2 separate regions of the Mus musculus genome follow, and region 1 is linked to region 2. Evidence: chromatin loops called from intact Hi-C (ENCODE). Cell type or tissue: left cerebral cortex. All regions are shown on one strand. Links, peaks and the distances in the headings refer to the core of each region. The heading gives the core; the rest is flanking DNA.

Evidence for each region. Hi-C counts contacts between places; a loop is a spot of excess contacts. Peaks named below come from ENCODE experiments on the same cell type or tissue, not always from the same donor. Only the 100,000 strongest peaks of a DNase experiment are listed, where the experiment ranks them.
Region 1: it touches region 2 in a loop (2.0-fold over the local background); 2 of 42 quality-filtered maps call a loop at or near these places.

What each region holds. Positions count from the first base shown.
Region 1 is chr9:77,301,499-77,317,097 of GRCm38, forward strand. It overlaps a transcript of Mlip not described here. Among named protein-coding and RNA genes, the nearest start is that of Mlip, 57 kb to the left of the region's middle. In left cerebral cortex, for the core only: a CTCF peak has its summit at 7,900 (motif pointing right); DNase peaks (open chromatin) are centred at 6,141, 6,985 and 9,284; H3K27ac peaks cover 313 bases.
Region 2 is chr9:77,242,202-77,257,800 of GRCm38, forward strand. Mlip (muscular LMNA-interacting protein) reads right to left here and starts at 9,651. Exons shown (of 11, transcript NM_001368955.1): 1 at 9,546-9,651; 2 at 1,371-1,526. The coding sequence starts at 9,590. In left cerebral cortex, for the core only: no CTCF peak of the experiment used is centred there; DNase peaks (open chromatin) are centred at 8,629, 9,678, 9,887, 10,131 and 1 more place; H3K4me3 peaks cover 2,842 bases; H3K27ac peaks cover 3,436 bases.

The DNA of each region.
Region 1 (15,599 bases), core at 4,726-12,725, 60 kb after region 2:
GAGGGAGTAATGGGATTGACACAAATCCCCAGGCAATCCTTGCACACCAACCAATTGACTTCTAAACTAACCTTGGCTCTAACATCTCTCCAAGAGTTTTCTGTTTAACCCTGTAATAGGCGGCTTCTTTAGCCTTTCACATCTGCACTGTTAGCATCATTTTAGTACAATTTGCCTTGTTATGTTAACTGTTCAGTGTAAACTCCCCAAGGGAATAAGCAAAGCTGTCATTTGTACAATGGTTAACACATGACTTTCTCCACTTACTCAGAAATGTTTAAAGTCAGCATGCATACTCTTCCTCTGGAATTATTGAAATTTTTCAAAGATAGGACCTGGGTCACTCTGGTGGTTGAATAAGAATGGGCCCCTATGTTAATATATTTAAATGTTTGGTGATCGATCTTCACAACTTGAGAATTGGGGGTGTGGTCTTCTTTGAATGGGTGTCGTTTTATTGAAGGAAGAGTATCACTGGGGAGTGAGCTTTGAGTAAACCCAGCCTCTCTCTCTCTCTCTCTCTCTCTCTCTCTCTCTCTCTCTCTCTCTCTCTCTTTCTCTCTCTCCTGCAGATTCAAATGTAGAACTCTCAGCTACTTCTCCAGAACCATGTCTGCCTACACACCACCATGCTCCCTACCATGATGCAATGGACTAAACCTCTGAAACTGTAAACCAGCCCCAATTAAATGCTTTCTTTCAAACAAGTTGCTATGGTCATGGTACCTCTTCACCACAATAGAACAGTGACTAAGGCAATCATTAACAGTGTCAGGGTGACTTGCTTACACTGTCCATCCTGTAGTTAGGGAAGAACATGCACTACTGCATTTGATCTCAAAAAAAAAAAAAATCCAGAAGACCAATGTTTGGTTCCCATCCGTGGATAAGAAACAAGCCCCCACCTTAGGTAACTGCTGAACTGCCAGGCTGGTAGCATCGTCTCCCACTGAGCCGTCTCCTGCTTTTCAGGGGTTTGTCCACAAGACATATCGCTCTGTTAGCTCTGTTTTCTCGCCTCCATTTCCTTTCTGGGCCAGCTCTGTAGCTAATAATATGGTGAAATATTTGCAAAGCCAAAGCAATTCAGGAAACTGCTCAAAAGGGTGAAATGGGCAAACGTTGGCAGCCAAGACTCATGTCCTGGCTGCTCTCCCAGGTAGCTCAGCCCCCGTCAGCTTTTATAAAACGACAACTGTGGCTAGATTTTGTGAAATCCAAATGTTTTAATTCTTTAGAAAAAAAAGTCAATAAAAGTTGAAATGCCTGTGGTGTCCTTAACCAGGGTCCCTAGGTCTGGCTTCCCTGAGCGCCTCTTTAAGGTGCTGTTTCAAAATAGACACTAGTTTCTTCAAAGAAAGGGGAAACTTTTTTTTTCTTTTTTGCCTGTATTCTTTGTTCATGTTACAATTAATTCTCCATCTGTCTTTTCTAAACCCTTCCTGTGAATGTATTGTTCTTATCTTAAACATATTTTGTTTCTCATCCCTGTTTTTAGCTGATTCCAGAACTAATAAATGAGAACACTTGTTACTTCTGACAGATTTGTTGCCCTTGACAGTAAAGATGTCTCCCACCCCAGGTCCAGAGATTTTCATTTCCCTGTAATGATATCAAAACGTTATTGATATACCTATTAACTGAATACCAAAGAGTAGTCAATGAGAGTGTGACCCGGATCAGAGTGTCTAGTGGGGTCACACCTTACAGCCTTCACACACATATCACTGTACACAGACCACAAACACCTCCACTCAGGCAGGCCTCCTGTTTTCTCCAGCCGTGGGGTGAACATTTAGGAACATCAGGTAAACAGGAGAAAATACCAAGCCACAGCACAAATAAATAAGTTCTCTAATGAGATTTTCTCCCTCTCAGTTGAAAAGCATTTCTAAAGATCTGTGACCCAGGAAAATGACTCCTAAGTGTGAAACACTCTAGAAATTCTGTCGAGAAGTCTGTATATTTGCAACGTGATATGGCCATTCAATGTAATCTGTAACTGTGGCTCCCGAAGGCTGAAAGAGCACCCAGATGTTGCTTGTGGAAAGGATGCCTGGAGCTTCCAAGACACAGCAATTTCCATGACAGGCATTTGCATGCTCTTGCTCTCTGTAGTCACAATGTGAGCATTAAAAAGGGACCACAAGGAAGAAGCAAATTTACTATATTTAAAATTTTAAATTACATTGATTTATCTATATATCTGCTTGTGTGTGCTGTGCCCTCCTGTAGTACATCAAGAGTGTGGAAGTCAAAGGACAACAAATGCTGGCAACATTTCTCTCCCTCCACTAGGTAGAGGCTGGAGAGGTCAGATCATCAGAGTAGCAACAAACTTACTATCCTAAAAATGGTCTTTAAACAAAAATGTACTTCTGTGGACGTTTGGGGGCAGCAATGCATATCTGTGATGAGTTAATCAGATCTCAAATATTTATGAGAGCTAGAAAATACGAGTAACTATTGTTGAAGTAAATGAAAGTACATTCTGCCAGCATAGAGGAGTGTCCCATTATAACTGGAAGAGAGAGAGAGAGACAGCACATCCCATTGCTCACTCTCTCTCCCTAAAGGTCATTTACTTTTAATTCATGTCTAACTTGCCCCAGTATTTTCCGTTCCCTCTGTGGGTCGGGAGGGTGAAGTGGAAACATTACCTGGAATCAGGAGCACTGCTGGGAAAATAGCACATCGGCGCACACGGTCATGCCTGAGTTGAGCGTCACTAAGACAGCTGCATACACAGACCAAAGCTACGTAGAGTAGCTGCCCAACACTGCAGTTTCCTCTGAAAGGCATTGAGATTTGCTTTGGCTGAACTCGTGGGAGGCATAAAACAGGCTGGTTTGATTTGTTGTTGTTGTTTTTGCTTTTGTTTTCTTTAGTTTTTAAAGGTAAAACTAGTACATTTGTCATATAGGAAGGACAGCAAGCAAAGTCAATAGAGAAAGGTCATATAGGAAGGACAGAAAGCAAATTCAATAGAGAAAGGATATATATATATATGTAATCTCCCCTCTATGCTTTCTCCTCTTCTCTTCAGTCTCCTCTCTACATTAAAAAACATATTACTGACCAATACACCAGTCTCTATAGTGTTGACTCTCTCCAAAATGTCTGCTGGAATTCAATTTCCATAGTTAATGGTCTTAAGAGTGGGATATTTTGGCCTGGTGTGATGGCACACACATTTCGTTCCAGCACTTAGGAGGTAGATCTCTGAGTTTGAGATCTCTGGCACATCTCTGAGTCTGAGAGCAGCTTACTTCCAGACCAACCAATGCTACAAAGAGACCATGATCAAAAAACGAACAAACAAACAAAAATGGAAAAGAAAGGGGATACCTTTAAGGCACAAAGACTCTACTCTCGTGAATGAACTAATGTCGCTAATGTTGGAGTCAGATAGTTACTCTCAGACCCCTGTCCCTTGCCTATGTTGCATAACAAAGATATTCACAGATTATGCTGGTTAGTTTTTTCAACTTGACACAAACTTCAACATGTCTCATAAGAGGGAATTGTAATTGAGAAATTGCCTACATTGGATTTGCCTGTATGCAACTCTGTGGAGACATGATGATGATGATGATGATGGTTATCATTATTATTATTATTAATGGTTAATGTGGGAAGTCCCAGTCCACTGTGGGCAGTGCCCCCCCCCCCAAGCAGGTAATCCTGAGTTGTAATCAAGCCATGTGGAGCAAGCCAGAAAGCAATATTCCTCCAAGGTCTCTGCTTCAATTCCTGCCTTCAGGCTCCTGCCTGGAGCTCCTGCCCTGACTTTCTCCCTTGGATGAATGGTAAGCTAGCACATGAAATATACATTTTTCTCTCATGGTTTTATCAGATCACCAGAAAGAAAATTAAGACACAGATACAGTCTAGTAGATACTTCCAAGCCTCTGGCATAGTGAACAAAATAAATGTCTATCAATTATAATGTCTGCAGTACTTGCAGCAGAAAGCATATGGTGGTTTGATAGCTCTTCTACCCTTACATATCTGCAGTATAATGATTATTTGCTTTAAGTGCTGAAACCATTCCATTTCAAATGCAGAGCCTTAAGCTTCAATTCGCAGAAGTAGAAGATGAGTCAACAACCTTATCCCTTTCTTTAGATTTCCTCCCACCTTCCATTTGTCTAGCTAACTTCAAATCACAGCTGTCTTTGAGATGACGTTAGGGTTTGTTTGAGTGGTCATTTCAATAACAATTTTCTCTACAAGGCCAGAGACAAGCTCTTAAATATGGCTACAACTCCTAACCATGTTCTTTGGTACACTTTCTAAATATCAATTACTCAATAAGGATTTCCTCGCATTTTGACCCAAATAAAATATCTTAAAATTCTCATTTGTAACACTAATGGTTCATGTGTTCAAAGGCTGTCTTTGTTGTTAGAATGTGGGCCTTTTAAAGCAAGTCTAGAGCTCATATGGTATACTTATGTTGGATCGATAAGGGTTCCCTTCTCCAGCATGTAAGTCTATGCCATGATGAGGGATCATCCAGTGAAATGCTTCATCCAGAGCCAGCCCCACTCATGATGATGAACAGGTCAAGTCAAGGTCTAACCATAAGCATTGAGTCTTCCAATGAATCTGTTCAGACAGAAGGGGACGGATGAAAGGCACTAGTCATCGTGACTGACAACTGAGTCTGACTGAGAAGACAAAGGTAGGAGAGAGATGACAGAAGCAAGGCATCCTCTGACATCTACACATTCACCAACACAAACACACTCACAAAAATAAGATGGCAATACAAACACACACACACACACAAAATAAGTAAAATGTAGTTTAAAATTGAAAAATCAATTAATCTAACCAGTTAATGTGCCCCTAACAGACACATGCACGCACACATACACACAGACATACTCATGCACACATATACACATAACTTGCCTTGCCTAAGGTCCTGAAGAAGCAGAAGTGGGCTTGTGGCTATTGTAAAAAGACTCCAGAAAAAGAAAAGGCATATGAATAAAGGTATACTCTCAGCATTTCCCATGAATAAAGATCCTTTTACTATCAAAGCAATGACTATTCCCCTGCATTTAAATCTACAGGCATCATGTCATTTTGCTATCCATTGTGAGAAAACAAATACTATAGGATTGCCAGGGATGTGTTCTTTCCCCTCTTTCTTTATTGGATATTTTATTTATTTGCATTTCAAATGTTGTCCCCTTTGCCAGTTTCCCCTCCAGAAACCCCCTATCCCATCCTCCCTCTCCCTGATTCTATGAGGGTACTCTTCCACTCACCTACCCACCCACCTACTCCGGCCTCCCTGCTGTGGCATTCCTTTATACTGGGGCCCTTCATAGGACCAAGGGCCTCTTCTCCCATTGATGCCTGACAAGGCCATTCTCTGCTACATATGTGGCTGGAGCCATGGGTCCCTCCATGTGTACTATTTGGTTGGTGATTTAATCCCTGGGAGCTCTAGAGGGTCTTGTTGGCTGATATTGTTGTTCTTCCTATAGGTTGAAAACCCCTTCAGCTCCTTCAGTCCTTTCTCATTGGGGACCCTGTGCTCAGTCCATTGGTTGGCTGTGAGCATCCGCTTCTCTATTTGTCAGGCTCTGGCAGAGCCTCTCAGGAGACAGCTATATCAGGCTCCTGTCAGCAAGCACTTCTTGGCATCCACAATAGAATCCAATTTTGGTGTCTGTATATGGGATGGTTCCCTAGGTGGGGCAGTTTCTGGATGGCCTTCCTTCAGTCTCTGCTCTACACTTTGTCTCCATATTTCCTCCGTTGAGTATTTTGTTCCCCATTCTAAAAAGAACTGAAGCATCCACACTTTGGTTTTCCTTCTTCTTTAGCTTCATATGGTCTGTGAATTGTACCATGGGTATTCCAAACTTTTGGGCTAATATCCACTTATTAGTGAGTACATATCCTGTGTGTTCTTTTGTGACTGAGTTACCTCACTCAGAATGATATTTTCTAGTTCCATCCATTTGGCCAGGGCTGTGTTTGGTTGTGTGCTTACTGTGTTGGCCATACAACCCATGAGGCTAGTTTCTATTGCCATGGAAGTATGGTTGCAAGCACGATACTTAGAAATCCCTGAAAGCAGACTCCTCGCTACAGTCTCCACAGTCCACCCTCACCAAACTTACACACAGACGCTACTCAGTGTTCTCAGGCAGGATCAGGGGTTGGAATGCAAGCACCTTCTCCATCACTAACAAGATTTTCATGTCCTTAGGCAAATAATTGAATTTTTCAGTGCCTTGTTTCCTGTTTAAAGAACTGGGATAGATATAATATCAAAGTGACCTGGTCTACTTTAAAGAGCATGCAAATATCAAATCCTTATCAAGCACAACCATGCCCGACAAGTGTAAGTACTCCAAAACTGTTAACCCTATTCTTGCAAGCAAGTTTCTTACCTTTTCTGTGTCTTTGCTTTCTCACTTAAAAAGAATGCACAGACAGAACCACCCCCAACACAGAGCAAATGACAATCACAGGACAGATGTAGAAATGTTTACAAGCACAAAAAAAAAAATCTCAGTATTGTAAACTAAGAAACTCTCCATCCTTCAGTTGAAAGTACTTATTCATCCTGATTCCTCCTTCTCTAAGAGAAATGCTCCACTAAGAGCAAGTGCAGTTAGCAATGCAGATGACCACTATAGGGACGAAGGCATCCTTGATGGTGAACTTCCAGAGCCAGTTTTTAGCATTTATCTACATTGAGAAGCATGAGGCTTTTACAACAGCACAGAGTGAACTACAAACATGCTACACAGAAATGTAAGGGCACCCTCTGAGGATTGGGAGAGGTCTCTCAGTCCTGAGCACTGTTTAGTTCTATGAATATCCTAGTCTCTCAATTCATAGAGCAAGCTATCAACTGAGCATGGGAGGGTAAAATGACCTCTGACAAAAGGAGAGAGCAGCATCCTCCTGAAGTGGGGGAAAGATGGCAGAGATGAGCAGCAGCCTCTGAATTACTCCCAAAGGTCAGCCTGACCTTTCACATTCAAACTACTGTACAGCGCATCCCATTTCAGACTTTCAGCAAAACCATGCAATTTTCCAATCCTGGTGAGCTAAGAGCCAAAACGAAATATGCATATACCAAGTACTGCTCTTAAGTCAAAGTGAGGATTGCCTCCATAAATAAACCTTAGTTCAAAAAGCCCTAGGATCAATCTGCAGCACCAGAGAGAGAGAGAGAGAGAAGGAGTGGGAGGGGAATGAAGAGGGGAGAGGAGGAGAGGCAGAGGGAGAGGGAGTAGGGGGAGAGAGAGAGAGAGAGAGAGAGAGAGAGAGAGAATATCAATTGTTTCTATTTCAAAATTAACATATGGTTATTGTATAAGAGCATGGAAATTATTGTATATATAAAATACTGAAACTATCTATGCCTCAGTACTAGGAAACAACCCAAATTATTACATCTCCTTGAGTGCCTGAATTCCCACATACAGGTGACAAAAACAACTGAGGTCTCTGTCCCAGAACAGGATGGCAGGAGCCTTTCTTCTGGTTCTTTCATTAATGTCACCTTCTCAAGCTCAGTCCCAGAGAACCTTATTCCAAATCTCCCTCCAATACATTCCATTTAAGTTTTTTTCTATATCAACGATCACATATGAACTCAGTACAACTTAACAATTATACTGATTTATATGATATATGCATATATATTCAGAAAAACAGCAGATCATAAGTGACTATATTGAATCTTTAATATACATTTTCTTGTTCTATTTTCTATCATCTCCCTAAAATAACTACAAATATTAAAAAATAAGGTCTTTTAAAAGAACTGCTTTAAAGTATGAATCGCTATATCTTTTCTTAGCAAATGCATTTTTTAAAGATTTATTTATTTATTTTATTTATATGAGTATGCTGTCATTCTCTTCAGATATACCAGAAGAGGGCATCAGATCCCATTTACAGATGGTTGTGAGCCACCATGTGGTTGTTAGGAATTGAACTCAGGACCTCTGAGCATCAATGCTCTTAACTGCTGAGCCATCCCTCTAGCCCCTTGCATCTCTATATCTTGATGCTGAACACTATCTGCATTTCCACAAGCATAGCAGAATTTGAAAATCAGATTACAAAGATAAATATATAATCCTATATATGTATATATATACATATATATTCATATTGATACACAATCCCTGCTATGTAACTAGGACTATGATCATGTACTTGAGAAATACAGAAGGGAAACGCACACACAGGAGATACACATATAAAAGGCAATGAAATATACCTAAAGGAATAAAAGTGAGCATACTACAGAGATATTGCAGTTTGCTACAGACTATACAAAGAGACAAGATATGGAACTCGCCTGGATACCCATCAATGGATGAGTGCATGCAGAACTGTGCTCTGTGTCCACAATGGACCTGGAGAGCATCCTGTTTAGTAAAACAGCAGCCAGGCTGAGATTTAGAAGGACAAATCTCACATGCTTTTTTGTTCATGTGGAGCCCAAATTGAAAAAGCATCTGAACATATGCACACAGGAGTGGTGAGGGCAGAGGAACTACTGGAGAAGACCAAGTAGTGAGTAGAACAGGTCAGTACCATAAATACAAGCAAGGCACAATGACACTCACACATGAGGAAGTCAGGAAAGCAGATTGCTTGGATGTGACTATAAGTTTTTAACTAAAAATAAATAAATAAAAAGACAGTGATGGTGCAATTTGTGAAGCAGAGTTACAAGTTGTCTGGGCTGAAACAGTTTATCTCATGAGACAAAATGCCGGCACCTGTGATGGCTGGCCATGTTGCCAGCCAGGGCTAGTACAAGTTGCCATTCTGAACACCATTGTACAAGCAAAACTGCAACTGCTGTAGAATCACCAGGTCACCATGCTGCAGTACTGGTGAAACATGAATTCTTATTGCTTTGACACAATGTATCTAAGCCAGAATGTAGACCTGAACCTGGAGATAGGGAAGACTAAAAAGACTGAGTCCACTTTCCCCATGTCCCACCCAGGATCTCATGTTTGTTAAGGGGTTGAAATCACAAGGAGGGCCATTTGTTGTTGTTGTTGTTGTTGATTCGTCCCCTCTCCTACATCAATACACAAAAGAAATGAGAGACTTAGTAACCCAATATGACACTTGCCCTGTTTGCCACCAGTACAGTATGTCATTTGCAAGTTCATCCAGTATCCTCCATCCATGACAGGGTGTGGAGCAGCTAAGAATAGCTGTGGAACTTGAGGCTAAGCTCCTTGCCGGGAAGCACTAAACTTGCAACGTGACTCACTGCGGGCTGTACATGCTTGCAGTGTGCTGATGAAGTAGCCTTTCAGAAGAAGGGGGAAGATTTCTCATAGTCTCTGTAACCCGTGAACACTGAGAAATTTTAAAACTCAGTCTTTATGTGACAAAATAACCAAGTTGTAGATGGGCAGCGTCCCTGGGTATCAGTAAGTTTCTCCCAAGTAGTTCAAATGACAAAACTGGAAGGTTTCCACCACAGAAATTTTAAACTTTGAATTAAGGTTTGCTCATAAACATCACCACAGGATTATATCGTAGAACAGAGATTTAAGTATCCTGAGAGTGCTTCGAGCGTTCTCAGCTTCAAGTAATTGCTGTATTGTCTGCTGTGTCAGCTATCAGGATACTTGTATTGTCCAAATATTTCAAAATATCCAAATAGATACAATTCTCAAATACACACTTAAAAATCTGAAAGTATAATGAATATAATAACAGAAAAATATTAAGCTCAGCAGTATCATCGGTCTTTTCTGTGTAGTTTCTATTTTTATTTTTCCAATAGTATCACAATGGTACATAACATTAGGAACGCATTTACATTACATTCAGTAACCTACCCGGAGTTGCAAACAACATAATCATTGCAGCACACTGTAGCTGACATTGTTGGGTTTTTTTTTCACAATCACCTGCTATGATGAGTCAAAATTGTAGTTTCACAATCACCTGCTATGATGAGTCAAAAATTTAGCATCGTGTCACCTGAACTTTATAATGAGATTGTATGTACATATTTGTTTATATTAAGCAAGGCTACTAGATTTAGCTTTTTACCATATATTCCCGGAACGAGGATCAGGAGAAAAGAAAGGCAAACTGCTCTAAGCTATGTCAAAAGAGATGGGATGAATTCTTATTATTCTCCCAGGAGGTTTGAAAGGCAGAGAAATATAATTATTTTCTGATATACACTGAAAGGATCTTGTCCATTCTGACTCTGTTACCCTAGGAAATAACTGTTACCTGACTGTTTTGAACCACACCAAAAAAAAAAAAAATTCATATAGTAGAACCCATTGGAAGGCTTAATACGTAAGCATGAGACCCAGTAGGTCAAGCTTCAAGTCTCACTGCTGCAGATTCTAGCTCTGTGTCCCTGGCATGTAAGGTCAACACAGAGAAACCAGGGCATAAAACACCAAAACATCATGACAGCAGTAAGTCCCAGGCAAAGCACGTGACTCTGTCGCCGTAGCTGGAATCTAACAATACAGTCCACGTCCTCCTCTATTTCCAGTTAGACCAGCCAGTGAGTTCCTTTCGAATGAAGCCATTTCAGTTAGATTTCTGCTATCAACAAAGAGGTGTAGGAGATACTCAACCTGGTGGCCGTCCATGGCATGTGTTCTCAATCTGGGAAGCACATCCCATGCTCAGCACACTGCTAGTCAGTTGCAAGCATCCTAAACTATAAAATATAGACCTCATGTTTTAATACCGTGGAACTTTATAATTACATGAGAACAGAGATCTTCCATTCCTAGAGGGACTGAGACTCAAGAAGGTTAAAATTTTTCATACTCAAACTGCTCTTATTTGAACACCTAGAATCTTAACCCAAACTTTCTTATACGTGTGTATTATGATTAAAACATTGTATATGATATTATAATAAAAATAATAATATTATATTATTATGAAAAATAAGTGCTCTCAGAATTAACTAAGGCTTAAGAGACATAAGATGTCATCTGACTCAGATAAAGAAGTAAAAAGAACACCCAACCTTTAGGCTGAGTGAAGAAGTATTTTTCACATTTAAAACGGTGTTCATTTTCAAATAAGAATGGGGAATTATCAGTAAATTATCATTTTTCCATTTATCCTTTATTCCTCATTCTCTGCCTTTGTGTTACAGTGAAAAGGACAAGAAGAAAGCTCAATATTGAAGCGTCTTTTTTAAGATTGAATTATTAAACAATTCCAAGAATTTAAGTTGTTCTCAAGTACTCAAGAATCGCAGTATAGCATACTGCAGCAAGTGGTTAATATTTACCATGGAAATAGTTTCTCAGGTATTGTTCAACAGGAAAATTGTACTGGTCCAATGTGGAAACAGGGTGTCTGGGTATGGAGGACAGGGTGGACCCAGAGGTACAGAAAAGGAGCAGAATCTTCCTGAAAGGCAGAGGGAGACTTTCTTGACAGAATGACCTATAAGCTACCTTTACTGAAGACTTCAGTTCCACGGGCCTGCGCTGGAGATGGGGCAGCACAAAGGTACCCCATACTTGGTAATGAGGTTTAATGCAGACAGGTCACAGTGTGTTTCTAAAGCTATGGTCATGGATCCAGAGAGATCACAAGAAAAGTAAGGTGGTAAAAATAATACCCAGTGCTACCTATGGAGGGGGCTTAATGATGTCACAAGCTGGTATTCTCAGAGCCAGAGGGCTAACACAGTGACAGGCTTTACAAATGCTGACCTACAAAACATGCACCCTATTGCCTCTTTCAACCAAAACAAAACTGCACTCTCTTCCAAAATTCTGTGTTTCTGCATTTAAAAAGTTAAACTTTCCTGTTTCTAAATTGGAACAATCTAATGCCTAGCAGAAGTTTGTCAAATGAATTACACTATTCAAACCATGAAAACACTATCCAAAAAAGTTGTATTGTAGAGGAAGACAGCATGAGAATATCAGTGTTCCAATGCCGTAAACAGGAATGTGTAAGTATAGCTAAAGTAAGCACATTACACCCAAGTTTTCATTTCTTCTGTTTACTTATTTAGGTGCATGTGTTCATGTGTGTATATGGGCAAGTGTGCATAAGTGTATATGTTCATATTGTGCATGCACTCATCTGTATGTGCATGCATTTGTCTGTATGTGCATGCATGCATGCTTGCATGTATGTGGGGGGGGCGGTTGTGACGTATATACACGCTTAAGTCCTTACCTGTGTGAAAATAAATTTAAAATAGACATAGACTCTGGGCTTCTGCTGTTCGGTCAAATTGAAAAATGGTAAATCACTAGATGGTCCATCCTTTCGTCACACTTCCAAATTTTGTCTCTGTAACTCCTTCCATGGGTGTTTTGTTTCCTATTCTAAGAAGGGGCAAAGTGTCCACACATATCCAGAGATCCATCCCATGATCAGCTTCCAAACGCTGACACCATTGCATACACTAGCAAGATTTTGCTGAAAGGACCCAGATATAGCTCTCTCTTGTGAGACTATGCCAGGGCCTAGCAAACACAGAAGTGGATGCTCACAGTCAGCTATTGAATGGACCACAGGGCCCCCAATGGAGGAACTAGAGAAAGCAGCCAAGGAACTAAAGGGAACTGCAACCCTATAAGTGGAACAACAATATGAACTAAGCAGTACCCCGGAGCTCTTGTCTCTAGCTGCATATGTATCAAAAGATGGCCTAGTCGGCCATCACTGCAAAGAGAGGCCCATTGGACTTGCAAACTTTATATGCCCCAGTACAGGGGAATGCCAGGGCCAAAAAGGGGGAGTGGGTGGGTAGGGGAGTGTTGGGGGGGGGGTATGGTATAGCATTGGAAATGTAAATGAGCTAAATACCTAATAAAAATGGAAAAAAAAAGAAAAATGGTAAATCAATGCATGCATATTCTTTTTCCTGAAATAAAGCTCCCATACCCACTAAAAGTGTATTTCATTTACTTGATTCCAGAATACTTTTTAAGCTTCCATCAACATTTCAATTGGAACACCTGCAGTGTTGAACTTTAGCATAAAAAAAATTTTACATAGCTTATTTTTTAAGTTAACTGAAAGAAAAGAATTAAACTCACCTATTTCTTTTGAACATTACCTCACAAGAATGCTCTAAAACTGCTTGATGATAACATAGAGTATTTGTATTAGATTAGTAATTTTATGGCAGAAAAGTTCAGCTCATGTAATTTCTCAATAATGCATGAGAGATGGATGCTTGTGAGTAGGACTATTTATCAAAGAACTGCAGAACTTGCCCTGTGGATAGATAAATCGAAATAAAGACAAGGCAACTGTATGAGACAGGCTTGTGTCTTCATCACGCCAGTTCCTCACACTGCAGGCAGCGGGCTGGTTCTTTATTTGCTGACCTGCATCTAACATTTAACATTCTGGAACCTGAAATATAAGACTAATATCTTCAACACTACCCAGCATGTGTGCTAATATGCCTATGATTTTTTAAAAAAAAGAATCAGCCATAAGTAATATCAATGCTGACTTGTCAATGGCACAAGAATACTGACCTGACCTAGCAGGAGCATGGACATATTTATGAACGTTTTGCTCAGCGGCTCCTGGTTTTGAGATCTTCATATAAAGCAGATGTGTTTAGCCTCTACTGAGCAACAGAAGCACAGAGGAGTATTGCTCAGTTCTCAACATCAGGGCTTCCACTTGGTCTTTGGTGAACCCTAGGTCCTAATTCACAGCCCAGATTAAGAAGATTAATAAGTGTAAATAATATGAACACTGGGGCTGAAGAGAATGCCCATATTAAGATATGAATGGCATATTCTTTTTTTTAAAATGTTATTGTATCAAATAGATTTTCAAGGAAAGTTCCATAGACATCTGCCCATCCTCACTATCTGTGTCTTCAACTTTGGAGCAATCCTGACTACTGAGTCTTGACTGTCAAAAAAAAACAGATTTTAACATACAAAAAATATTCAATTCCATCAACATTTCAATCAGAGGCACCAGTAGAGAGGAGATGGTCTAAGACTCAGCCAAAATAAGGCCCCTTCCCAGTCCTCTCTAGTCCCATAAGGGCAGGTGTCATCAACCTGCTCATCACCTACTATCCACAAGTGGTGGTTAATAACCATAAAAATGTGGTGGTTAATAACCATAATCCCACCAGGGGCTCAGCACAAAACCTTCTTCTGTACTCAGAGAACCAGTCTCCATTGGAAAAGACACCATTCTCGCCCTGTTTTCATCGTTCTGTCTGCCTCCTTCTCCGTGGGTAAGGTCTGTCCTTCCTTTGAGTTTTGCTATTAGAGCCAGTGAGCTAGGAATACTCACACAGCTTTATGTGTTTGTATCCATACCCTCCTTCATCTTAATGAACTCTTACCTCAAAGTAAAACCTGACTTTTTCCTCAAAAGAAAACAAAATGGCTTGAAGCTCTACTGTACTTCCTCCATCACTGACAGACATTACCATGCTTCACTTAGCCACTGCTACAAGGAACAAATTGTGTAACAAATGATGTGCTTGGCACTGGTACCACCTGAAAAACTCCACACATTAGATTTTCGTAAGGTTAGTGTTAATTTTGTTATTGTCTGGCTTCTAAATGCACCTTCATTTGGGACTTCTTAATTGACATTCAACAAGAAAGCAGGTCAGTATGCCAGCAGAGCTCCATTGTTATCTGTCTCCAAAGCTGTCTTTTTCCTGTGCCCTCCCAACTATGCACTCTCTTCTCTGCTCCATGCATTGCTCGCTCTCTGCCATTACATCATTTCCTTCATTTTCTTATGTAAACACCCATTCTTCTTGTGCTGTTGAGCATAGCCTTGTGTGTCTGTACGTAGAAATTATACATTAGAATAAAACTTAGCTAAGGGGCACCCACATGTAGAAGAAAACACCAGTAAATGGTTATGCTCAGTATGCTAGCCCTTAGCTCAGATTTATTCTAATATATAATTTCTAAGTAGTGGCACATAAGGCTATGCTCACAAGCAAGCAAAAAAAAATACATAAATAACTAGCTACATAAAAGTAAATGTATTTGGTGACTTTCTATTGATATAACAAAACACTATGAACAAGGTAACTTACAGAAGAAAGGGTTTATTTGCGGATTATGGTTCCTGACGTCTAGATCCATCACCATCATGATGAGAAGGGTAAGTATGGTAGCAGAAGGCAGCCATTGCAATGGAATGACCACTAAGAATTCATGGTCATACTGTGTACAGGGAGCAGAAAGGATGCACTGGAAATGGTGCAAGTGTTTTGATACCTCAAAGCCCACCTCCAGTGGCATACTTCCTCCACTAAGGCCACCCCTCCTAATCATCTCCAAAGAGCCACCAACTGGATACTAAGTATTAAAAGGCTGCAAGCTTATGATAGATATCTCATTCAAACCACCACAGACTTATTCCCTATATGGTTGAAATGATGAATCATACACACTGTTGTTCCAATTGTGTGGTTAAACTGGCAGAAGCTCAGCTAAAATGTCTTCAGTGAGAAAAGTTGTTGTGTCCGCAAAATTGGTTCTTCTTTAATGAATGAACAATCAGAAGGGCTCTAGGTTACATTACATATATTCACAGTCCTTAGTCCTTGTTCCTTC
Region 2 (15,599 bases), core at 3,685-11,684:
ACCATGAAAATCTTGCAACATTTTAGATAAGAATTTTCCATATATACAAGGTAAACCGTATTAGCCCAACCCCTCCACTTAGCTGAATAATAACAAAACACGAAGTTTTCTATCTCGTACTCTTTAAAATAACAAATAAAACAATATTAGAATATGTCTTAAAGAGACATTTGCTCCCAAATTAACGTTTTTAATATTGATTAATGCATATTAAATGTGCAACACAATGTGTTTTACTATGACATTTTCATATATGAGTATTTTGTTTTTGACAGTATTCACCACTCTAGAATCATGTTTGCCCCCTAACTTGCTCCCATATCCCCTCACTCCCCTAATGCTCCCCTTTCACTTTCTTCCCTTTTCCCAAGACCCTATACTTGTTCCCTTTCATTTCTAGTACTGTCCTATTACACACACAGGTAGATATACAGCCTTACAGTGTACTTTATTACACTAATAGTCAAACAGTAACATTTCAATTGAATCATGTACTTAATATAAGTATAACTTTGTCAAGGACATATGCTAGGAATATTATTATCTTTTACTTTGTCAAGTCTCACACTCTTTTTATTTTTCTCCAATCATTTTACTGTATAACTTTTTTTTTCTTTTTAATACTTTAAAATACATTAGAACAGTTGTATGAGTACAGATAAGGGTTTTCTATCAAACATACAAAGAAATAAAAGTCCTGGCAACAAAATACAGCATGCCTATGTTCCCAGAACTGTCCCAATATGGATTATTTATTCACCACATACAAATGCATCCTCACATCCTGTTGGTTTCTCTTGGGTTTCCTTTCAGGGTCAATTGAAGTATTTAATATTTTTGGTTTCAGTTTTGTTTTGTTTTGTTTTGTTTTCAGATACTTTTGGGGAAGGTCCCAGGAGACCTTTGAAATACACAATCCTGTTGATCGTAGATAATAAAACAGCAACTCAGAAGAGTTGAAAATAATGAAATACACGTTGAGAAACTGATGTCATTGAAGATATATATATATGTATATATATATATGTATATATATGTATATATATATGTGTGTATATATATGTATATATATGTGTATATATATATATATATATATATATATATATATATATATATATATATATATATATTACATTCATATGCATACAGATGGCAGCCCTGAAGATGGAGCCCACGGAGCTGAAGCTAAGCTCATTCTCCACTATAGAGCTAAACCCTCAGCCCTCATAATCCTATTTTTAACCATTCTTAGATTTCACAATCATCTTATTTTACACAGAAGAAATACACATTGATACAAATTTCCAAGCATTATTATGGATAATTTTAGAATGTCATTTGAAATTTTAAAAGAAAAAAAATAATCCTACCCTATTTACAGTTTCTGGACTCTTATCAGTTGGTTCCTCGGGAATTTTAACGAGAAATTTGGAAGTGTCAGCCAACTGAATGTGGGTTGGTAGTCTTCTGAGAGTGGGGACAAATGTGAAGATCAGAGGTTTGGCTTCAGGATCTCCAGGAGAGACCTATGAGATATGTAATAAAGTAGACTGTCAGCCTTGTCAAAGGTTTGTCTTGACTTTATCCTCCATGTTCCGTATTTATCTCATTCACTTTGATAAATTGCCCACTGCCATGTGATGACCTGTACTGATGCAAATAAAATTCACATAAAAAATATCCATAGCACATTAGAACCTCCTTTAAAACTACCATAGCAGGCTAGGCAGTGGTGGCACATACCTTTATTCCCAGAACTCAGAGGCAAGGACAGGCAGATTACTGTGAGTTCAAGGTCAGCCTGGTCTACAGAACAAGCTCCAGTATAGCCAAGGCTACACAGAGAAACCCTGTCTCAAAAAAGCCAACCAACCAGCCAGAAAACAAAACGACTATGACTATACCAAGGGAATCAGTCTGTTATAGAGAGGTCCTGTGTGTGTTGGGGGAAGGGTGGTGGGGTGAGCAGCACAAAGTAGCAGCCTGGAAAGCCATTCAGCCAAAGCTCACCGTGTCCCTGTGATGTGAAGAGGGAACATTCTTTTTTTCTTATTAGATATTTCTTTATTTACATTTCAAATGCTATCTTGAAAGTCCCCTATACTCTCCCCACACTCTGCTCCCCTTCCTACCCACTCCCACTACTTGGCCCTGGCATTCCCCTGTACTGGGGCATATAAAGTTAGCAAGACCAAGGGGCTTCTCTTCCCAATGATGGCTGACTAGGCCTTCTTCTGCTACATATGCAGCTAGAGACACGAGCTCTACGGGGTACTGGTTAGTTCATATTGTTGTTCCGCCTGTAGGGTTGCAGACCCTTTCAGCTCCTTGGGTACTTTCTCTAGCTCCTCCATTGGAGGCCCTGTGTTCCATCCAATAGATGACTGTGAGCATCCACTTCTGTGTTTACCAGGCACTAGCATAGCCTCACATGAGACAGCTATATCAGGGTCCCTTCAGCAAAATCTGGCTGGCATATGCAATAGTGTCTGGATTTGGTGGCTGATTATGGGATGGATCCCCAGGTGGGGTAGTCTCTGGATGGTCCATCCTTTCATCTTAGCTCCAAACTCTGTCTCTGTAACTCCTTACATAGGTATTTGAGAACATTCTAACCACAGAACTTGGTCAACTTCAAATGTGACATCTATCCATTTAACCCTAAGGCAAAAGTCTCAGAATATTGACTTAGGAACAACAGACATGCAAGAAAATTCCAGCATGCATCATTGCATCATATTCATGTTAAGATGTGAACCTGAAAGTGAAAGATGTCTGTTAGAATAGCAGCACCTCCTCTAAAGGATGTGTGATGCAGAAACTTTTAGTGTCTTTGGAAAGTCAGTTATGTCAAGTAATGTTTTGATGGGGCACACAGATAAAAGGATGTCTTGCTCAAGCAAACACATGAAATAATGTTTTCCTGAAGCAGACACAAATGAAAGAATGTTTTCCTGAAGCAGACACAGGTGAAAGGATGTTTTGATATAGCAAACATGTGAAAGGATGCTTGATGAAGGGGTATAAATATGATCCCACAGACAGTGGGAGATGAGCACTGAACATTGGTTTGACTTGCTCTGCCTAGATATTCTTCTCTAACAACATGCGTGTATTGGTTCACCTTGCATAACTGAGCTCAACTTGTGATAACTCTGACAGTGAGAGAAACTTACCCAAGAACTGCTAGTGGGGTTCCTGCTGTAGCTTGCTGCTTCCACAGTCTCACCTCAAACCTGCTGGTGTTTGTGTCTGGTATCTGTCTGCCTACTGGACTGGCTTGCAGCTGCTGAGTAGTATTTGGTGTTTGCTACAGGTCTGAACTGCTGCCAAAGAAGATGGAGCTTGCCCCCAAAGAATTATTGCTAAACTAGTTCCACTTCCCCCATATCTTAATAACTTTTCTCTTCCACTACTTCTGTTGGGTAGTTGGATAGAGGAGAGGTTGAACCCTTATTAAAAGTAGGTTGCAAAAAAGTTATGCCTACAGATGTGCCTTCTCACTTGTTTATACTTAACTCATTTAATAGTTTCATTAAATGCTTGCTTTTGTGGCCCCAGGAGGAAGGCTATAATAGTGAAGAGGAAAGAGTCAACACACTACACACAAATAGAAGAGGATATATAAACAGAGTTAAAGAACCTGTGTTTCCAGAGCCCTGAATCCCATTCCTTTTCCCCTCCCCTCATCCCTGCACATCTGTCTCCCTCCTTGCCCATTAGCCTGCTTCAATGCCTCTGCTAAAGCTGGCACTCACTTGGGCACATTGCCTTATACTTTGATGATTCAACAAAGTCTAATCAACTTCAGGGACTGGCAATTTAACAATGAAAAAAAAATTCTGATGTCATGAATGTGTTATCCAGTGGGGAGAGAAGGGTATTGATAAATAAATATGTGAAATATATAGTATTTCCATAAGTGGAGAGTTTCTATCAGGCTTTGTAGAAAGAAGACCATGGACAAGAAAAATATAAACCTTTTATCTAAGCATAAAACCTTTTAACTAAATTACAGGAAATGAGAGTTCACTGAAATAAGAAACCCAATATTTCAAACTGGTTTGAGGATAGAGTTCAAAAACAGAAGGGATGAGAGATGTCTCAGTGTCTAAGAACACACTGCTTTTGCAGAGATCTGAGTTAGGGTCCTAGCTCACAACTGCCTGGAACTCCAGGGGAACCAACAACCCCATCTAGACTCCAAGGTACCTATGCTCACACATACACAGAGCACACATGCACATAGATATATACACATAATGTAATTTTTTTAAATGCAGGATTAGATGGGGAAATTAAAAAATGCTTGAGAACACTGAGAAAGAGCCACTCAGTTGTAAATTGGAGAGAACAGCAATCTAGCCAGCCCAGAGGAAAACCAGGCCAACCTTGCCTTCTGTGAAACCATTTTGTGACATGGATGTCATCGTTTTGAATAGAAAGCAAGGCCCCATCTGATTCAGGCCATGCATTAATTTTGACACCGTTTTTAATTCATAGGGGTTGAAAAGAAATCTACCTAAGCATCTGAGTCTTCCATAGTAACTGCATGTCCTCTGTTTTGATCATATTTTACTCTAGAAAAGTAAGAGGTAGTCCCACAAAAAAATAATAGTATAGAAATTCTGAATGACTATGGAGTCTGGGCTTTGACTTTGAGAAGATGATCTAAGAAGAAGTCACTAAACATGTGAAGGGCAAGTGTATATGAGGTAAAAGATGACAGGGCTATCTTTGTACATGCAGTGTGGAGAGACAGCAGAAATGTCAGGACCAAGAGTCAGCACAGTAGCACAAACATGAAAAAGTCAGAAAGTGAGGTCCAGAGAGTCTCTGGAACTGGCAACATGGACATTAGGTTATTGATTAGAGATATTCTTTGTGAGCATGAATCAACTGAAGAAAATTTGATAGCCCTGTGTTAGACTTCACCCTTGTTCTTGAAAGATCTAAACTACTCAGTAATATTTGTCATGGGATATAATGTTCTAGTAACTGGTGAACATATGTGAATACAATGTTCATTCTTCAGGGCATTTAAAGTATATGTCACACCCTTCTGATTCAGCTTTCACCCTTTAACAGGCTCTTCTTTGTCATTTGCCATTTGTTCTTCCAATGGCAATCTGGGAATAATTGGAGTCAGAGCCCAGAGTTCCAGCCAGAACTTCAGGGAGAGATTCCCAAGAGTCATTTTCCCCACCTAACTCTCTCTGCTTTCAGCCAACCTGACAACCACGGTGTCCTGAGACCCTGAAACTCAGAGTGGCTTCAGAACTGAAAAGGAAGAATCACTCAGTTGATCCACAATAAGATTAGGGAACCAACAATGATTGAAATACTCACACCACAAAGATGTGACCAGATATCAATACCAGGAAATACCATAGAATTTTTAACTCTGTGCAAAAACATAAATATAAACAACCAAGACAATATACCTCTTCCAGAATTCCACACCCCTATTTTAATATACCCTTAAAAGGTGAATTTAACTGAAGGATAAGACAAGAATTTCAAAATAGCAATTGTGAATATGTTAAAGGACTTTAAAGAGGATACGAAGGCTTGGAAATATAAGCAAACACTTGAATGAAATAATAAAAGCAATTAAGATATAAAAATAGAATCTAACAAAGAAATAGAATCACTAAAGAACAGCAAAACTGAAATAAAACTTGGTAGGGAAAATTCAAGAAATCAAAAGAGTAAGTTCAGAGAAAAGTCTTAACAAAAAATTAGATGAAATATAAAAGAGAATTTCAGGTAAAAAAATATCTTTATGAAAAGATCAAACCTACAAGCAAAGGGAATAGATAAAGAAGAAACTGAGGTCAAAGGCACAGAAAATATATTTAAATATCATAGAAGAAAAACTCCCAAATCTAAACAGATATCTACTAAGGAGCAAGAGGCATACAAAACATCAAATAGACATAGACGCCACCAGAAAAGAAAATCCCTGTGATACATAATAATTAAAATATTAATTGTAAAGAGCAAAAAATAATATTAAAAGCTGAAGGAAAAAATATCAAGTCATATATAAAGGCAGACATGTTAGAATAACAACTGATATATTGATGGAGACTCTGAAAGCCAAAATGACCTGGAAGGTGCCCTACAAGCTCTGAAAAGCCACATATGTCATATATATAAAAATTATACATACATATGTATAATTTTTGCTGGATATATCCGACAAAACTATTGGTCATAATCAAAGGAGAAAGAAAAAATATTTCATGATAAAAATAAACTTTAAAAATTTCTTTTTGGCAATTTAATTCTACAAAAGACACTATAAGGAAACTTCAGTCTGAAGAGAATGTTAACTATACTCAAGGAACAAATAATCCAAGAACAGTTAACCAAATAAATTTTTTTAAATCCACAATAAAATGATAGGAATTAATAAGCAATGCTCAGAAATAACTCTCAGAATCAACAGTCTCAATTCCTCAATAAAAGAGCATGAAATATCAGATTTTAATAGAAAACAGAATCCTTCTTTTTACTTTCTCTGAGAAACACATCTCACCATTAAGGATAGACATCCCCTCAGGTAAAAGAATGGAAGAGGTTATTCCAAGCAGATGGATCCAAGAAAAAAAAATCAGATGTAGTTATTTTAATTTCTGACAAAATGAACATCAAATAACAATAATCAGAAGAGATAGTAAAGGACAATGAATACATATTGAAGGAGAAAAATCAAACAACAGATTAGGATAATTGCAAACTATTATGCACCAAATGCAAGGGCACCCAATTTCATAAAAGAAACACTACTATGCTAAAATCACATTGATCCTAACACAATGAGGGCGGATAGCTTCAATACCTGATTCTCACCAGTAAATAGATTTTTCTTATTTCTTCCTTTCTGCCCTCCCTTTTTCCCTTCTTTCCTTCCGTCCTGCCTTGCTTTTCTTTTCTTTTCTTTTCTTTTCTTTTCTTTTCTTTTCTTTTTTTGAGAGAAAGTTTACAAAGTTGTGTGGCTAGAAATGAGAAATATCTTGAAAGAGTTGGGGAATGGAAATAATATAAACAAAATATAACATAGAAATTAAAATTATTTGTCATGATCTCTTTACGATAGCCGTGTCAGAGTTGACGAGTAGTAGCTCATCATCTAAAAGCAGTGCTTCCCATTTTTTCCTTAGTGGGAAGAAAGGTTAGACCCCTTACAGGACCGAGAAAGAAAGGCCATTAAGGCTAATCAACAACACATAATGAATGCTACTGACTTCCTAGGTTTTCCTAGGGATGTTTTCTTACATAGTTAAGCTTGTCAATGTCCTGCCGAGATGGAGAGCGGTGTAAAGAGGGGTACCACTGAGTACTCAGTAGTTGAGATTCCTTGTCAGCTTGATCTGATTTTGAAATCTCTTAGGAGACACTGCTGGTGTGGCTATGGGAGTACCTCCAGAAAGGCTTAACTGATGAGGGCAGAGGACCCACCTGGATGTAGGCAGCAGAATTCAGTGAACTGGGGTTCCAAGCAAAAGACAAGATAGGAGAAGCCTCATTGGTGACAGCATCCATCTTCTTTCTGCTTCCTGACTGACAGTACAGTTTAGCAGGCTGCCTCACACTCCAGCTGCCTTGCCTTACTGAGCATGTTAAACTGCACACTCAAACCACAAGCCAGAATAAACCCTTTCTCTCTTAAATTGCCTTAGGCAAGTATTTGGCTACAACAATAAATAACTATCTATAATAATTAAAATATTTATCCTTTCTTCTCCTTTGGACAAAATAGTCATTTAATAGTTATCAAGAAAGAAAGGATGATATGTTGACCTCACTTCCAGGTGCTTATTCTTGCCCTCATTTTCCTATGAAATGATTTGGTCTCCTGAAGTCTATCCAAAGGAAATTAAATAGATTTATAGGAAAGGCTTCAGTATAGCCCACAGGTACAAAACCCATTGACCCTTAATAAACGGCCAGTAGCCATATCTTCTAAAGCATATACAGTGATCTAAACTTACTTCCCCAAGTGCCTTGCACAATTGTCCAGCTTGTCTTGTCTTAAATCTCTAAAGTACAAAATTCTGCAAGGGATACTTCCACCTATAGTCTTTTAAAAAGTTGGTAGTTATAATTTTAGTACACAAAACAAGAACAAAAGGAAGCCAGTACATAGATGAACAAGATGTGCCCTTCTCACAGTATGATGGAGAGATTTCTAAACATGAACACACGATGAGAAAGAAGGCCATTGAACAGGAGCAAGATAGTGGCCTTCAACTTTATGGCTACACTCTGCCCACAGGAACTTCAATGCCCTCCCTAAGTGAAATATCGTCATCAATGTAGGGAAGCAATTCTACTTCCTTATTTTAGTTGAACAAATACATTATATATAATATTTACTTATTACATATAGATATATGTGTGTGATATGTGATATATGTTATATGTAATCTAAAGATTAAAGGCTTACCTCACTGAGTTACTACTGAGTAGAAATAAACTCAGGGATTGATTCCTGTCCTTATATGCATATTCCAGAACATCAGGAAAAGGGCAACCCTTTGATATTAACTTTCAAGAAAGTACTACAAAATTAGCACCCAGGTCTTTCACTGTGTTTATCTAGCACCTGTATTGTGTCTTACCAGAAACCTAAGGTTCACTTGAAAGGACCTTTTGATGGAATGGGATTTGAAGCTACACTAGCCACACTGTGGAATATTCTGAAGATCTATGTTAGCCTGTAGACTGATGAATCCCTTGCTCAGAAAAAAAAAAAGAAGAAGAAGAAGAAGAAGAAGAAGAAGAAGAAGAAGAAGAAGAAGAAGAAGAAGAAGAAGAAGAAGAAGAAGAAGAAGAAGAAGAAAGCCATTTACCATTTACTGCACACTGTGTGGCAGATCTAACAGAGCCCCAAAATGAATCGCTATGGAGACAAAAAAAAAAAATCATTTTCCCACAAAGCGGAAGCGGATGCAAGTTAATGGCATTCGCTTCTTAATTGGCAATTAACACTTTCAGCTGCCAATGCCATTTAAACATCTGATCTTCGGGAAACTATTTTAATAACAGAAATAAGAACTAAGTGGATTAAAATAGTGGCTTGAGATACCCCTTTTGTCAGACTGACCCCTTCTCACCGGTGGCACAGGCTATAACATGAGAGGTGTTTTCCCCAGTGCCTCGCAGGCTGTAAGCTCCTTTGCTCAGCTTCAGGCTGTGTGCTATTCTTTCTTCTATTTCCCTAAAAGTGCCCCCCAAACACACCACCGTGTTGGCACCCGCAGCACAGAGGACCAATAGCCTCTTACTAAGAAAAGACATCACAAGCATTCAAACATTAACTCTATGCCAAGCGCAATCCTTGGCTTTTTCTTTGCCCAACAAGCAGTTTTGTCTTTATCAGTTGCCCGTTTCTCTGACTATAGATACCATCTCATTTCAACAACACAGACAAATTTATCAGCTCCCGGGTAGCTCGCCCTCACACCCTCCGGCATATACCAGAACTGGGTGTCTTTAAAAGTTACTGAAAGCATTAAGCAAAGACTTCTCTTTACCTTGGGTGTGGTCTCAAGGCTCCCCGCTAAGATGCAGGAGGTCATTTGGAAGTAATTGTTCCTGCAGGCACTCAGAAGCCCCTGCTCTGAAAGCAAACCAATGACTGAGGTGGAAAGAGAGCCTGTTACTAAAACAACACAGGCACACGCACGCAATCGCCTACACACACACACACACACACACACACACACACACACACACACACACACACGCAAGCACATACGCATGCACCCATATGCACACGCACACACGCGCGCACACACACACACACACACACACACACACACACACACACACACGGTTGCGGGGGAGGAGGAATCTAAAAGAACACAGAACAGATGCTTCTCCGAGTTGAGTATTTTTCAGCTCCAAAGGGTTTGTTTTGACAATTTTTACTTTTGGAACTTCACGAGAGGTCACACTGACTGCTAAAATGGGATCAGTGGAAGTGAAAAATTGCTACCTCTATGTGTTTGCCCTCTTTTCCTTTCAGGCTTGCAGTCCAATTATGTATTCCCTGAAAGGAAGGGAGAAGCCAGATTGGACAGCAATGAGAAGCTGATTGAAGGGCCCTGGCATCTGCCAGTTTCAGTGATTGGTTGACCACGCTCGCAGAGAACATTCAGATGCACAAACACATGCAAACACAGCGTCTAAATAAAGAACTGGAAAACACAGTGATCATTTTGGAAAGCCAGTCATTTCAGTGACAAGTCCTTGGCGTGTGAACGGCAGTCAATGATATTGGAGCATCCGAGTGACTCAAGTTCTGCTGTTAAACAAAAGTAGCTCTAAAAGAGATCTTGTTACCAAATAGCTGTCAAAACAAAATTCCCTTCCACTGTTGCTGGAAGATAGTGACTGCCCTGCCTACCTATAAACAAGTCACAAATATTTCTCACGAGATTGATTTATTCAGTATTCCTATTCTCTAAGCATTGATTTTTTTCTACAAACCTATGCAATCTATATTTGTGCATAAGCACTGGAAGATGTAATGTGGAGGGAGCTGGCTATATACTGAATGCTATGCAAAAGTGAAGGTTTTATTTCACGTACAGTTACAGCATTTAATATTTTCAACATTGTCAAGAGCTTGAACTTAGGACAATCATGAGCGCAATAATGACTCACAGTGATTCTATTAAGAAGCAGGGAAACTATTGCAAATAACACTAGTACATCTTGCCCCAGGAAAGGGCCAAATTTCTAAATGTATGTGCTGTTACATCAGTAAGAGATATCTTCTGACATCTACACTCATGGTTATGTATATCTGATGCCAAGAACCTTTCATTCTTTCTGAGAATATACATAAATCTGTCATATAAATAACAGAGATACAAAGAGAAGAGAGTTTTAAAGATCGCCCATCACCCATCCTATAGTTCTTAAATGTCACTGCATGATCCGCCATTGGCAGCACCTTTAGAACTGTAGTTTCTGCTTGAGAAGTTCAGCAGTGGATTCTCCACACCTGCACTTTCAACAAGCTTCTGGGTTGTATCCTGTTGCTGGTGTGTTGTTCTCCTACTTCTCCTCTCTGTTGCACTGATAAGCATCATGACCAAAAGCAACTTGAAGATAAAAAAGGCTTATTTGACTTACACATCCTGATCCCAGTCTGCCACTGAGGGAAACTAGGGCAGGCAGCAAGGAGGAACACTGCTTATCAACTAGCTTCCAGGCTCACTTTCTTATACCTCCCAGGACTTGCCCAGGGGTGTCACCCCTCACAGTGGGCTGGGCCCTCTCATATCCATACACCATCAAGAGAATGCCATAAAGACCTATCTACAAGACAATAAAATGGGAACATTTCTCTGATTGAGATTTGTTTTTTTGCCTGGCAACTCTAGTTTGTGTCAAGCTGACAAAAACTAAACCATGCGGTGGTATTTTCCTGACCGTTCATAAAGCCACAAGAGCACAGACATTTGCTGTGAATTAATTGCAAGAATTTGGCTACACTCAGAATGGGAAATGGTATCCTGTTGGATCTAGAAGAATTTATCTGACAGTCAGAGAAGATTTAGGGAAGCCCTTGTTAGAGCAGTAAGAGAAGTGAGTAGCATGAATAGACAGGAAGCAGAGGACACAAGTCAGAAGATCTTGGACCTCTGAGCTGTTCTGAATGTCTACCCTGTGAATGTGAATAAGGAAAGCATTGCTCCATAGAATCCTACAGTTAGATTCAGCTCGGGCAGCCCATGCTTATGTGTCAGATACTATCCCTTGTATGTTACTTCTCATGGCACTGTGGGTTTTTAACTTTATAAATAATACAAGAGAGTATAAAAAGACTCCTAAGACCAGAAAAGTCGGTCAAATCTAGATTATCATCAAAGACTTTGAATCAAGGTATTTTAACTTTATGCGTCATTCAATAAGGATTCAGAGATGAATATGCGTACTTCTAACCTCAAAGAGTGCCTGCCGTCCAGTCTTAGATGCACTCTTCTCTGAAGTCTATCTAGTATATGGATCCCGGGCCAGTGATGTATAGAATTTTGTCAATGGCTCCGTTTATTCTAAAAGAGCTTGACAACTCCAGTGTTCTTGTCTTCTATGTCACTCTGCTTTCCCTACTAGGATCTTGTCTTGTGCCCATTCTCTTCTTCAAACATAAAGCAAAGAGGGCAATTAAGCCCAAATTTGGAAAAGGAAACATTTTAGCCTCTGTCTTTAGCTATATCCAAAGCTTTCCTTGAAGCACTTTGCACCATCAGAACAGTTAACCTGTCAACTTGCAATTTTTGTCTATCTTTTAGCATTTTTTCTCTCATAATTTTCAATTATTGTTTCATTAAAAATAATCATTGCTGTTACAACTACTTCAGTGAGAGAAGTCATAATTTTTACTTAAAATAAAAACTTAAAAGCCATGCATTGCAGCAACATTTGTCAACCATCTGGTTAGTTACGTTTATAGCTCCAGAGAGTACATGAGTTTAGAATAGTTTCTGAAGAAACCATTCGCACTTGGCCAGCAAATGATGATGGTCCCTGATTTAAGACAAATTCTGTATCTATTCTTCCATTGTGGTACATCTGGGTTGTTTCCAACTTCTGGTTATCACAGATAAGGCCGTTATGAATATAGTGGAACACATGCCTCTGTGGTATGCTGGGATATCTTTTGGGTATATTCCCTAGAGTGGTATAGCTGGGTCTTCAGGTAGATCTATTTCCAGTTTTCTGAGGAACCTCCAGATTGATTTCCAGAGTGGTTGTAACAGTTTGCAATCCAACCAGCAGTGGAGGAGCATTCTTTCTCCACATCTTTGCCAACATGTACTATCACCAGTTTTTGATCTTAGCCATTCTGATTGGTGTAAGGTGGAATCCCAGGATCATTTTTATTTGAATTTCCCTGATCACTAGGACTTGGAACATTTCTTTAAGTGTTTCTTGGCCATTCGAGATTCCTCTGTTGCAAATTCTGTCTAGCTCAATGGAATACTATTCGGCTATTAAGAACTAGGACATCATGAATTTTTCAGGCAAATGAATGGAACTAGAAAATATCATTCTGAGTGAGATAATTCAGATCCAAAAGAACATGCATGGTATGTACTACTAATAAGTGGATATTAGCCAAAAAGTACAGAATACCTAGGACACAATCCACAGAACTCAAGATTAACATGTCGAAGGGCCCAAGTGAGGACACCTCAATTCCACTTGGGAGGGAGAAGAAAACAATCATGGGAGGCAGAGAGAGGGAAGGATCTGGGTGGAAGAGGAGAGTGAGAGAAAAATGGGGAACATGATCAAGTATGGGGGGGGGGACAAGAGAGAAGCTCTGAGGGCCAGCAGAATGAGTGGAAATACACAACATGGGGGAACTCTTAAGAATGTACCAGAGTGGTTGTACAAGCTTGCAATCCCACCAACAATGGAGGAGTGTTCCTCTTTCTCCACATCCTCACCAGCATCTGCTGTCACCTGAATTTTTGATATTAGCCATTCTGACTGGTGTGAGGTGGAATCTCAGGGTTGTTTTGATTTGCATTTCCCTGATGATTAAGGATGTTGAACATTTTTTCAGGTGCTTCTCTGCCATTCGGTATTCCTCAGGTGAGAATTCTTTGTTCAGCTCTGAGCCCCATTTTTAATGGGGTTATTCAATTTTCTGGAGTCCACCTTCTTGAGTTCTTTATATATATTGGATATTAGTCCCCTATCCGATTTGGGATAGGTAAAGATCCTTTCCCAATCTGTTGGTGGCCTTTTTGTCTTATTGACGGTGTCTTTTGCCTTGCAGAAGCTTTGCAATTTTATGAGGTCCCATTTATCGATTCTCGATCTTACAGCACAAACCATTGCTGTTCTGTTCAGGAATTTTTTCCCCTGTACCCATATTTTTGAGGCTTTTCCCTACTTTCTCCTCTATAAGTTTCAGTGTCTCTGGTTTTATGTGGAGTTCCTTAATCCACTTAGATTTGACCTTAGTACAAGGAGATAGAAATGGATCAATTCGCATTCTCCTACATGATAACCACCAGTTGTGCCAGCACCATTTGTTAAAAATGCTGTCTTTTTTCCACTGGATGGTTTTAGCTCCCTTGTCAAAGATCAAGTGACCATAGGTGTGTGGGTTCATCTCTGGATCTTCAATTCTGTTCCATTGGTCTACTTGTCTGTCACTATACCAGTACCATGCAGTTTTGATCACAATTGCTCTGTAGTAAAGCTTTAGGTCAGGCATGGTGATTCCACCAGAGGTTCTTTTATCCTTGAGAAGAGTTTTTGCTATCCTAGGTTTTTTGTTATTCCAGATGAATCTGCCGATTGTCCTTTCTAATTCGTTGAAGAATTGAGTTGGAATTTTGATGGGGCTTGCATTGAATCTGTAGATTGCTTTTGGCAAGATAGCCATTTTTACTATATTGATCCTGCCAATCCATGAGCATGGGAGATCTTTCCATCTTCTGAGATCTTCTTTAATTTCTTTCTTCAGAGACTTGAAGTTCTTATCATACAGATCTTTCACTTCCTTAGTCAGAGTCAAGCCAAGGTATTTTATATTATTTGTGACTATTGAGAAGGGAAATCAGTCTGGCAGTTCCTCAGAAAATTGGACATAGTACTACCGGAGGATCCAGCAATACCTCTCCTGGGCATATATCCAGAAGATGTCCCAACCGGTAAGAAGGACACATGCTCCACTATGTTCATAGCAGCCTTATTTATAATAGCCAGAAGCTGGAAAGAACCCAGATGCCCCTCAACAGAGGAATGGATACAGAAAATGTGGTACATATACACAATGAATTACTACTCAGCTATTAAAAAGAATGAATTTATGAAATTCCTGGCAAATGGATGGACCTGGAGGGCATCATCCTGAGTGAAGTAACCCAATCACAAAAGAACTTGCACAATATGTACTCACTGATAAGTAGATATTAGCCCAGAAACTTAGGATACCCAAGATATATGATACAATTTGCTAAACGCATGAAACTCAAGAAGAAAGAAGACCAAAGTGTGGACACTTTGCCCCTTCTTAGAAATGGGAACAAAACACCCATGGAAGAAGTTACAGAGAAAAAAATTGGAGCTGTGACGAAAGGATGGACCATCTAGTGATTGCCATATCCAGGGATCCATCCCATAATCAGCTTCCAAAAGCAGACACCATTGCATACACTAGCAAGATTTTGCTGAAAGGACCCAGATATAGCTGTCTCTTATGAGACTATGCCGGGGCCTAGCCAACACAGAAGTGGATGCTCACAGTCAGCTATTGGATGGGTCACACGGCCCCCAATGGAGGAGCTAGAGAAAGTACCCAAGGAGCTAAAGGGAACTGCACCCTATAGGTGGAACAACAATATGAACTAACCAGTACCCTGGAGCTCTTGTCTCTAGCTGCATATGTAACAAAAGATGGCCTAGTCAGCCATCACTGGAAAGAGAGGCCCTTTGGACTTGCAAACTTTATATGCCCCAGTACAGGGGAACGCCAGGGCCAAAAAGGGGGAGTGGGTGGATAGGGGATTGGGGGGATGGGTATGGGGGACTTTTGGGATAGCATTGGAAATGTA